Regions from separate parts of the Homo sapiens genome. Here region 1 is linked to region 2. The links are chromatin contacts, found by Hi-C or POLR2A ChIA-PET in ENCODE. All regions are on one chromosome and are shown on one strand. The core of a region is the stretch at or near the end of the contact, and the rest is flanking DNA. Distances in the headings are between cores, read along the strand shown. Region 1 overlaps TOP6BL (TOP6B like initiator of meiotic double strand breaks). Region 2 holds the start of RBM4B (RNA binding motif protein 4B).

What was found. Hi-C counts contacts between places; a loop is a spot of excess contacts on that map. ChIA-PET counts read pairs that join two places held with the same protein, here RNA polymerase II (POLR2A). Pooled maps may share reads with other maps.
Region 1: a pooled map shows a loop between it and region 2 (2.3-fold over the local background). The contact joins the enhancer-like site here to the promoter of RBM4B in region 2. A Hi-C loop is called at or near these places in 1 of 50 pooled maps. POLR2A ChIA-PET finds 5 or more read pairs at or near these places in 4 of 52 experiments (HEK293, Panc1, SK-N-SH and 1 more).

The regions. Positions count from the first base shown.
Region 1 is chr11:66,797,735-66,802,700 of GRCh38, reverse strand. It overlaps TOP6BL (TOP6B like initiator of meiotic double strand breaks), which reads right to left. Exons shown (of 15, transcript NM_001302084.2): 5 at 2,005-2,060; 6 at 1,599-1,670. Among named protein-coding and RNA genes, the nearest start is that of RCE1, 43 kb to the left of the region's middle. Within about 2 kb of position 1,665, at least 3 of the 41 ENCODE cell types and tissues checked have a DNase peak (open chromatin) inside an H3K27ac peak, as active enhancers do.
Region 2 is chr11:66,676,167-66,681,733 of GRCh38, reverse strand. It overlaps RBM4B (RNA binding motif protein 4B), which reads left to right and starts at 3,847. Exons shown (of 4, transcript NM_031492.4): 1 at 3,847-3,970; 2 at 4,643-5,066. The coding sequence starts at 4,655. RefSeq lists silencers at 3,645-3,924, 4,125-4,234.

The sequences.
Region 1 (4,966 bases), core at 416-2,915, 120 kb before region 2:
AGAACCACAGGCAGTCTCTTTAAGCCTTAAGAGACTTTGACTACTAGTGTTGCCTCTGGGCACATAAATAGAGGCAGAAACTAATGAATAAAGACTAAATTAGGGCTGGACACATTGGCTCACATCTGTAATCCCAGCTCTTTGAAAGGCCGAGGCAGGAGGATTGCTTGAGTCCAGGAGTTTGACACCAGCCTAGGCAACAACCTCATCTCTACAAAAAAAAATTTTTTTTAAATTAGCAGTATATGGGCTGGGCGCAGTGGCTCATGCCTGTAATCTCAGCACTTTGGGAGACCGAGGCAGGAGGATCACGAGGTCAGGAGATTGAGACCATCCTGGCCAACATGGTGAAACCCCATTTCTACTAAAAATACAAAAAAATTAGCTGGGCGTGGTGGCATGCACCTATAGTCCCAGCTACTCAGGAGATTGAGGCAGGAGAATCGCTTGAACCAGGGAGGTGGAGGTTGCAGTGAGGTGAGATCTGCACTCCAGCCTGGGCGAAAGAGCGAGACTCCGTCTCAAAAAAAAAAAAAATTAGCAGCGTATGGTAGCATATTTCTGTGGTCCTAGCTACTAGCTACTCGAGAGGCTGAGGTGGGAAAATGACTTGAGCCCAGGAGACCAAGGCTGCAGTGAGCTATGATGGCATCTGGGTTGAACAGACTGAGACCCTGTCTCAAAAAAAGAAAAAATAAATTAATTGGACTTAAGCATATGTTAGGTCTTTTCTTGACATAATTCATTTTCACTTTGGATTCTGTGGTAGTTAAATGGCACAGGAAGGCAAGACAGAAGGGCTCTGTGTGTTCCATATTGTTTACCACCTCCTCCATGGATTTTTTACATTTTTTATTTATTTATTTTTTTTGAGACAGAGTCTTGCTCTGTCGCTGGAGTGCAGTGGCGTGATCTCGGCTCACTGCAACCTCCACCTCCTGGGTTCAAGTGATTCTCATGCTTTGGCCTCCCAAGTAGCTGGGATTACAGGCATGTGCTACCATGCCCAGCTAATTTTTGTATTTTTAGCAGAGACAGGGTTTTGCCATGTTGGCCAGGCTGGTCTCAAACTCTTAACCTCAAGTGATCCATCAACTTCAGCCTCCCAAAGTGCTGGGATTATAGGCATGAGCCACTGCGCCTGGCCAGATTTACTTTCTTGGAGTCTGAAGAAGATGGAGATGGGCAGAGAGATGATTTCCAAACCTATGCAAAATGCTGATGCACAGAAAATAATGTACACTGAATTCCTTTGTATTCATACTATCTCTCTAGCCAAGAATTCAAGTAAAGTTTTAAATTCATAGTCTTCTCTTCTCATGCCTAAATGGGATTGGAACTAGCAGGGTCTGTGTAAAATAAGGCCTGAAGAGAAGAAGGCACATGTCTTCAGGTCATTTAGAATAGATTCAAATACATAAATAACTTAAAATAGCAGTTTTCAACATAAAAAAAAGTTTTACTTCTGCTTTTCTTATAGAGAAGCTGACACCTGGCACTTACAAATGACAAGTGAGACAATTTCCAATTTCTACCCACATTCGTACTCGAGAGGAGAGTAAAACATGCAGAGGGACAACAAGGCTTTACGCCTTCACCTCACATAATGCTGGGAGTCGACCAAAAGAGCAATTCCATTCCCAAGGTTCAAAGTGGGTTCATTCTCCACCCTGCAAAGCAAAGCAAAGCTAAGCCATCTCTCAAAGATTCTAAAATCAATCTCTGTTTGACATAAATTTTGGCCCATGACTACTACCACCCCAGCGATTACTAGAATTCAGTAACTAATTAACCAAGGGGAAAATGGCAATCTTTAAGTTTACCCCCTCTAGAGACAGGGATGAATCTACTAAAATAATAAAATGTGGGGGTGTCAGAAAATTAGTTTCAAGGTGACTTTGGGTCAAGATATCAAACTGTGAACCTTTTGGAAATAGGACAATAATAGCTGAGAAAAATTGCAGAGCCATAGCATCATCTTAAGCCATAGACCTAAGAACTTACCCAAAGATCTCTGTGGAGAGGATTCCATTTACCTTTACACTGAAATGAAATCTGACCTGCAAAACAATAAGTTAAGTGTGAGATTTAACATGAGCCAAGATACAGATTAAAAACTTCCATATCTAATCCCTAAAGGAAAAGAATAAGCTTAAAAAATTTTAAATTAACATTACTTTTAATTGATAAACTATAACTGTATACATTCATAGGGTACAATGTGGTGTTTTGATATATGTATATAATGTGGAATGATTAAATCAAGTAGATTAACATCTATCACATAACTTACTAGCATTTTTTGTGGTAAGACATTTGAAATTTACTCTCAGCTATTTTGAAATATATAATACATTATTATTGACTATAGTCACCCCCCTGTGAAATAAGATTCTAAAGACTTATTCCTCCTGTCTAACTGAAACTTTGTACACTTTAACTAACAACTCCCTATTTCCTTCCTTAACCCACTCCCAGCCTCTGGTAACCACCATTCTATTCTCTACTATGAGTTTGACTTTTTCAGATTCCACATATAAGTGAAATCATACAGTATTTGTCTTTCTGTTGATTAAGAAAATGTGGTATATACACAATGGAATACAGTTAGTTTTTTGTGGTTTTTTTTTTTTTTTGAGACAGGGTCTTGCTCTGTTGCCCAGCCTGGAGTGCAGTGGTGTGATCTTGGTCTCCCAGGCTCAAGTGATCCTCCCACCCCAGCCTCCTGAGTAGTTGGGACCACAGGCATGTGCCACTACACCCAGCTACTTTTTGCATTTTTTTGTAGAGACAGGGTTTCACCATATTGCCCAGGCTGGTCTTGAACTCCCAAGGTCAAGTGATCCTCCTGCCTCAGCCTCCCAAAGTGCTAGGATTATAGGAATGAGCCATCATACCCAGCCTAGTCAGCCTTTAAAAAGAAGGAAATCCTGTCATTTGTGACACGGATGAACCTAGAGAAACAAGACTTTTTTTTTTTTTGAGACGGAGTTTCAGTCTGTCGCCCAGGCTGGAGTGCAGAGTGCAATGGCGCAATCTCGGCTCACTGCAACCTCCGCCTCCTGGGTTCAAGCAATTCTCCTGCCTCAGCCTCCCGAGTAGCTGGGACTACAGGCACGCGCCACTGTGCCCAGCTAATATTTGTATTTTTAGTAGAGATGGGGTTTCGCCATGTTGGCCAGGCTGGTCTTGAACTCCTGACCACCCAAGTGAGTGATCCACCCACCTCGGCTTCCCAAAGTTTTACTTCTGCTGGGATTACAGGCATGAGCCACCGTGCTCAGCCAGGAAAAAGACATTCTTTTTTTTTTTTTTGAAATGGAGTCTCACTCTGTCTCCCAGCCTGGAGTGCAGTGGCAAAATCTCAGCTCACCGCAACCTCCACCTCCCAGGTTCAATCAGTTCTCCTGCCTCAGCCTCCTGAGTAGCTGGGACTACAGGCACGCGCCACCATGCCCAGCTAATATTTGTATTTTTTTTTTTTTTTTTTTTTGGAGACAGAGTCTTGCTCTGTCACCCATGCTGGAGTGCAATGACACAATCTCGGCTCACTGCAACCTCCACTTCCCAGGTTCAGGTGATTCTCCTGCCTCAGCCTCCTGAGTAGCTGGGATTACAGGCGTGCGCCACCATGCCCGGCTAATTTTTGTATTTTTAGTAGAGACGGGGTTTCGCCATGTTGGCCAGGCTGGTCTCGAACTCCTGACCTCAGGTGATCTGCCCACCTCGGCCTCCCAAAGTGCCGGGATTACAGGCGTGAGCCACTGTGCCCAGCCAATATTTGTATTTTTAGTAGAGACAAGGTTTCACTATGTTGGCCAGGATGGTCTCAATCTCCTGACCTTGTGATCCACCCACCTCGGCCTCCCAAAGTGCTAGGATACAAGCGTGAGCCACCACGCCCGGCCAAAAAATACATTCTTTATCACTTGTATTTTCCCTAAACATACTTAATGCTTGCCTGTGTTTAAATTCTAAATCTTAAATATATTGAGCCCTATATCACAGCTCCAGGTTGTCACAAATTATCAGAAATCATCCCTGCCTCTTTGCCATTCTCTCAACCCCTATCCCTTAACTTTTTTTTTTTTTTTTTTTTTTTTGAGACAGAGTCACTTTGTCACCTAAGCTGGAGTGCAATGGTGTAAACACGGTTCACTGCAGCCTCAACCTCCTGGGTTCAAGCGATTCTCCTGCCTCAGCCCCTCAAGTAGATGGGACCACAGGTGCATGGAACCACACCCGACTAATTTTTGTATTTTTAGTAGAGACAGAGTTTCACCATCTTGCCCAGGCTGGTCTGGAACTCCTGAGCTCAAGCAATCCGCCCAAGTCGGCCTCCCAAAGTGCTGGGATTACAGGTGTGAGCCACCACACCCAGCCCCTTCACCTCCTTTTTAAAGGAACTATCCATTTTTATTTCTATTATTTTCATATGTGGAACATTCCATGCTTTTTTCTTTGCTTTTTCTTCCTCTTCTCCATCTGACTTTTATATCCTCTCCAGTGTACCTCACTGTTCTAATTATTCTCTCCATTCACCTATATTTTTCTTTCTGTGTAACATAAGGTAAGAAGTGACTCTAGAACCAGACTGCCTGAGTTCAAATCCTGACTCTTCAAGTTATTTACTCTCTGTACCATAGTTTTCTCAGCTACAAAATGCGGATGATGATGATAAAACTTACTTCACAAGGGGTGTTGTAAGAGTTAAGTGAGCGAGTGCACAAAGAGCACTTAGAATAGTGACTGAAACAATAGGCAAAAAGTAGGAAGATGGCAGAAGGGGGATGTCATAGATATGCTTAAGTGTTTATCTTTATAAACATATCTAACTACAGATAATAAAAAATTTAGCTCTCTAATATTCAAAATATTCTATCAAAATTTCTTGGCCAGGCATGATGATGGCTCACGCCTGTAATCCCAGCATTTTGAGAGTCTGAGACAGGTGGATCACTTGAGG
Region 2 (5,567 bases), core at 2,598-5,097:
CCACTGCACTCTAGCCTGGGCAACAGGCTGTCTCAAAAAAAAAAAAAAAATTCAAAAGCACAGCTTTAAGATAAAAATTAATTTCATTGCACAAGAAATAAGGATTTCTGTTCAATGAAGGACACCATGGACAGAGTTAATAATTAGTGGAATGAGAGATGGTATTTGAGACCAATAAGAGATTAGAATATATGAAAAAGCCTTACAAATCAACAACAAAAAAGGAGCCTACAACCTGAAAAGAAAGATGGGCAAAAGATATGAACAGGAAATTTACAGAAGCATAAACTCGAAAATTCAAGAGGCCAGGTGTATTTGCCTCACACCTGTAATCCTAGTGTTTTGGGAGGCTGAAGTGGGAGGATCACTTGAGGCTAGGAGTTTGACTAGCAACATAGTGAGAACTCGTCTCTACCAAAAACAAAAAAATTAGCTGGGCATATAGTCCTAGCTACTTGGGAGGCTGAGGGCTGAGGGCTTCAGCCTCCTGAAGCAGGAGGATTATTTGAGCCCAGGAGCTAGAGGCTACAGCAAGCTATGATCGTGCCACTGCACTCCAGCCTGCATGACAAAGCAAGACCCTTTCTCAAAAAACAAGTCTGGGCACAGTGGCTCACGCCTTTAACCCCAGCAATTTGGGAGGCTAAGGTGGGTGGATCACCTAAGGTCAGGAGTTCGAGACCAGCCTGACCAATGTGAAACCCCGTCTCTACTAAAAATACAAAAATCAGCCAAGTGTGGTGACACGTGCCTGTAGTCCCAGCTACTCAGGAGGCTGAGACAGGAGAATTGCTTGAACCTGGGAGGCGGAGGTTGCAGTGAGCTGAGATCGCACCACTGCACTCCAGCTTGGGCGACAGAGCAAGACTCCGTCTAATAAAAAAAAAAAAAGGTTGTGCGTGGTGGCTTACACCTGTAATCCCAGCACTTTGGGAGGCCGAGGTGGGCGAATCACAAGGTCAGGAATTCAAGACCAGCCTGACCAATATGGTGAAACCTCGTCTCTACTAAAAATACAAAAATTAGCCGGGCGTGGTGGTGGCACACGCCTGTAATCCCAGCTACTCAGGAGGCTGAGGCAGAAGAATCGCTTGAACCCAGGAGGCAGAGGCTGCAGTGAGCCGAGATAGTACCACTGCACTCCAGCTTGAGCGACAGAGTGAGACTCCATCACACACAAAAAAAAGACAACAAGAAGGGATGCTTAAAATCATTAGTAACCAGAGAAATACAAATTAAAGCAACAATGAAATATCACTTTATATCTATTAGACTGACAAAAATTAGAAAAGCGGATAATGTCTATCACTGGCAGGGATGTAGAGATACAAGGCCCCTCATATGCTACAGGTGGAAGAGTATGCTGGTGCAGCTTTTCCAGAGAATTCAGTGCTACTTAGACAGGTGAGTTCTACGTATACTCTATGACCCAGCAATTCCACCTCTGGTTTTATATCCCCCCAAATTCTCACACAGAATTAGGGCACATACTTAAGCATGTTCACTGCAGCCTTGTTTATAATGACAGAGAGCTGGAAGCTGAGTGCCCTATGCCCAGAGATGAACAGGTACAATATGTGACTGTACACCACAGAGGACTGCGTTACTCGCTAGTTAGACATCATGCGGCGACATAGCCCTTAGTGGAAAAATAGTAAGACACAGCTATACAACTCAAAACACACCATTTACATAATGCATACAAATGTACAATGTTTAAGTCCAGATTAGAAGAAATCAACTGTAAAAAGACATTTGTAACAATCCAGGAGAAATTTGGGCATAAACATTAGATAATATTAACATAGGATAGTGCTATTTTAAATTAGCAGCACATATAAGCCGGGTGCAGTGGCTCACACCTGAATCCCAGCATTTTGTGAGACTGTGGTGGAAACATCTTGAGCCCAGAAGTTTGAGACCAGCCTGGGCAACACAGTGAGACCCCCATCTCTACAAAAAAAAAAAATTTAAATTAGCTGGATGGGGTGGCCCACACCTGTGGTCCCAGCTGCTCCAGAGGCTAAGATAGGAAGATCACTTGCGCCTGCGAGGTCGAGGCTACAGTGAGCCATAATGGTGCCACTGCACTCTAGCCTGGACAACAAAGTGACACCCTGACTCAAAAATAATAGTAATAATAGTTAAGGGCCGGGCGAGGTGGCTCACGCCTGTAATCCCAACACTTTGGGATGCCAAGGCCAGCGGATCGCTTGAGGTCGGGAGTTCGACACCAGCCTGGCCAACACGGTGAAACCCTGTCTCTACTAAAAATACAAAAATTAGCTGGGGGGTAGCGCACGCCTGTAGTCCCAGCTACTCGGGAGGCTGAGGCAGGAAAATGGCTTGAACGCAGGAGGTGGAGGTTGCAGTAAGCCGAGATCGCACCACTGCCCTCCAGCCTGGGCGACACAGTGAGACTCTGTCTTTAAAAAATTAAACAAAAAATAAAAATAAAATAAAATTGGAAGGACAGTGCCTCTTCTGAAATGGCTGAGAAACAAAAAGAACTCAGGTAAAGAACATATCCAAGTAGCTGGGGTGGAAGAGGGCAGCCTGGGGAATGTGTCCCAGATGGTATCAGAGAAGCCATTATGGAGCCACTAAAATGAGGAATGGTGGCTGACAACCTCCCTGGCGGGCTCTACTAGGAGATAAACCCAATCCATCAATCTCCATAAAAGGCTACTCTTTGCTGGAAGGTGACAGTGGGGAATCAGCCTAAACTTCTTTTTTTTTTTTTTTTGAGACCGAGTCTTGCTCTGTCACCCAGGCTGGAGTGCAGTGACGCCATCTCGGCTCACTGCAACCTCCGCCTCCCGGGTTCCAACGATTCTCCTGCCTCAGCCTCCCGAGTAGTTGGGATTACAGGCGCCCGCCACCACGCCGGGCTATTTTTTGTATTTTTAGTAGACACGGGGTTTCACCATGTTGGCCAAGCTGGTGTCGAACTCCTGAACTCGTGATCCGCCCGCCTTGGCCTCCCAAAGTGCTGGGATTATAGGCGTGAGCCGCCGCACCTGGCACGCCTAAGCTTGTTTTTACCGCCAGGAGGTGCCCTTGGACCACAGCTGAATTTTGAATGCTAGACAGTCGGGAAACTCAGTTGCCTAGACTTCCAGCTTGGTGTGTACGAGGAGACCCTGTCCCACCCAGAACTAGGGACCTCGCTGGGCCTCTCCACCAAGTATTCCTCTGGCGTGCTCACCACAGACCAGGACTGTGATGGACACACAATGAGTGAGAGAGAATCAGACCACGGATACTCACGAGCAAACAAAACATGACTAAGCGTAGCCTGGGTAGCAATGCCTCTTAGGCCTGTCCCAGTTCTGCCAGGTTATCTTTCTGCCCCTTGGTTCTCAGTTTCCGTAGCAATAAATAACACCTCTGCAATGACAAACTTTAAAATAATGTTTAAAGCGCTACAAAACAATGACTAGTTTTGCTTAAAATGTGGCGCACCTGTATTTTTGAAATGTTGCCCCAAGCTGCCACAGAAGCCGGCCAGCCCGCTACAAAAGCCCCTTTTTAGGGCCCTCGGGGAGATTCCTCTGTCATTAGCTCCCCGCCCCCCTCAAAGGGCCCAAGAGCAGGACCCATTGTGGTGAGCGACTCCCCAAGGCCTCCGCTTTTCTAGGCAGTGGTTGCGTTCAGAGCCCCTCTGACGCAGCAGTGGCGACCCTTTCCAGGGTGGTGACTGGCTGGCTGGGGCTGGGGGTGGGCTGACCTCCGCGGCGCCGCGCCACCACCAACAGGCCCCGCCCCCGTGCTGCGTGGTCATTTGTATGCAGCCTCGGGATTGGTCACTCGGCTCCCGCGAGGGGAAGGGGAGGGAAGCAGCGCGCACTCGCGCGTGCGTGAGCTGGCGCGCGAGAAAGGGCCCGGTCGCGTCCAGGCTCGAGCGGCCGTCGCCATTTTGTAAGGTTCTCTCTGACGTGGGAGCCGCCGTCGCTGCCGCCACCCGGAGGTGCGAGGGGGTCGTGTGTGTGTGATGTGGGGAGCTCGGGGGCGGGTCGGGCCGGGCCTCCGGCAGACTGCACGGCCCGGATTTGGGTTTCTCATTTTGCAGCGGGAGGTCTGGGAAGACAACGGGAGGAGGCGGGGCCGGGTCTCCGGAAGGAGGCGGGGCAGGGGTCGGGTCGAGTCTTTGTTGGGGCGAAGAAGCTGGAGGGTGGGCCGCTGGGGGCGAGGTGGTTGGTCCCCGGTTTGGGGGAAAGGGGACTTTTTTCTTTTTAGAGTATCTTGAAAGGCGCTAGTGCGCGCAGGAGAGGTACACAGATTTCCCTCCAAAACCTTGTTACCAGGCGCACTGCGATTGATGCCCCTTGCCTTTGCTTGGGCTTTTCTCTTCCCTCATTTTAAGACATGAAGCAGCTAATTCTGGTATTTCATTGCGCTCCACTTCACGGAGATGATAGACTGGGCTATGCATGCTGACCCTCGACCTCCTGTTTGCATGTCACGCATAGCTCGCACTTCTCGAGAACAAACCGCCCTTCTTCTATTGAGGAAGAATAATGAATGTCTGTACGAGGGTCTTGAAGGTGCAAGAACTTTGGAGGATTAGACGAAAATGCTGCAGTGCACCGAAATTTCCCACCACACCCCTGACTTTTGAAGTCTTGTGTTTCTCTCCCAGGCTCTTGTCAGGATGGTGAAGCTGTTCATCGGAAACCTTCCCCGGGAGGCTACAGAGCAGGAGATTCGCTCACTCTTCGAGCAGTATGGGAAGGTGCTGGAATGTGACATCATTAAGAATTACGGCTTTGTGCACATAGAAGACAAGACGGCAGCTGAGGATGCCATACGCAACCTGCACCATTACAAGCTTCATGGGGTGAACATCAACGTGGAAGCCAGCAAGAATAAGAGCAAAGCTTCAACCAAGTTACACGTGGGTAACATCAGCCCCACTTGTACCAACCAAGAGCTTCGAGCCAAGTTTGAGGAGTATGGTCCGGTCATCGAATGTGACATCGTGAAAGATTATGCCTTCGTACACATGGAGCGGGCAGAGGATGCAGTGGAGGCCATCAGGGGCCTTGACAACACAGAGTTTCAAGGTGAACTGCTCTGGGCCTGGGTAGTAGCGCCGAGTGGGGTCTAGCTCAAAACAGGCAAGAACACAAGACTATAGAACTTGCTGGGTGGTCTCTTCCATTCTGTTTTAGCTGGAAATAATAGATTATGTTTACCGCTCTTAAGCATAATTTACCCCTGGGGAAGCAAACACTTCCCCTTTTCAGGTTTGCTAAGATGTTGCTCACCGACTGCATAGAATCACAAACTGTGGGTTACTTTACCCTGCGGGATTCTTGCATTGATTCGAGTGCTGTTGGAAGTGTAATCTGCTTGGGGAAACGAGTACCTCATGAGAGAAGGGAGGATAAAGGTCCGTGGCTTACCTGCTTCTTTGGTGATGATCAGGAAGCCTTATATTTGAGGGTTTAAGTGCTTAAGATTTATATTCTTTACTGCTTTGGGTGGATACTGGTGGGAAAGAAGAAAAAAGACATCTAGAGGAAGCCCTATATTATAAATCTGGGTGGCAAGTCTGGATCTGC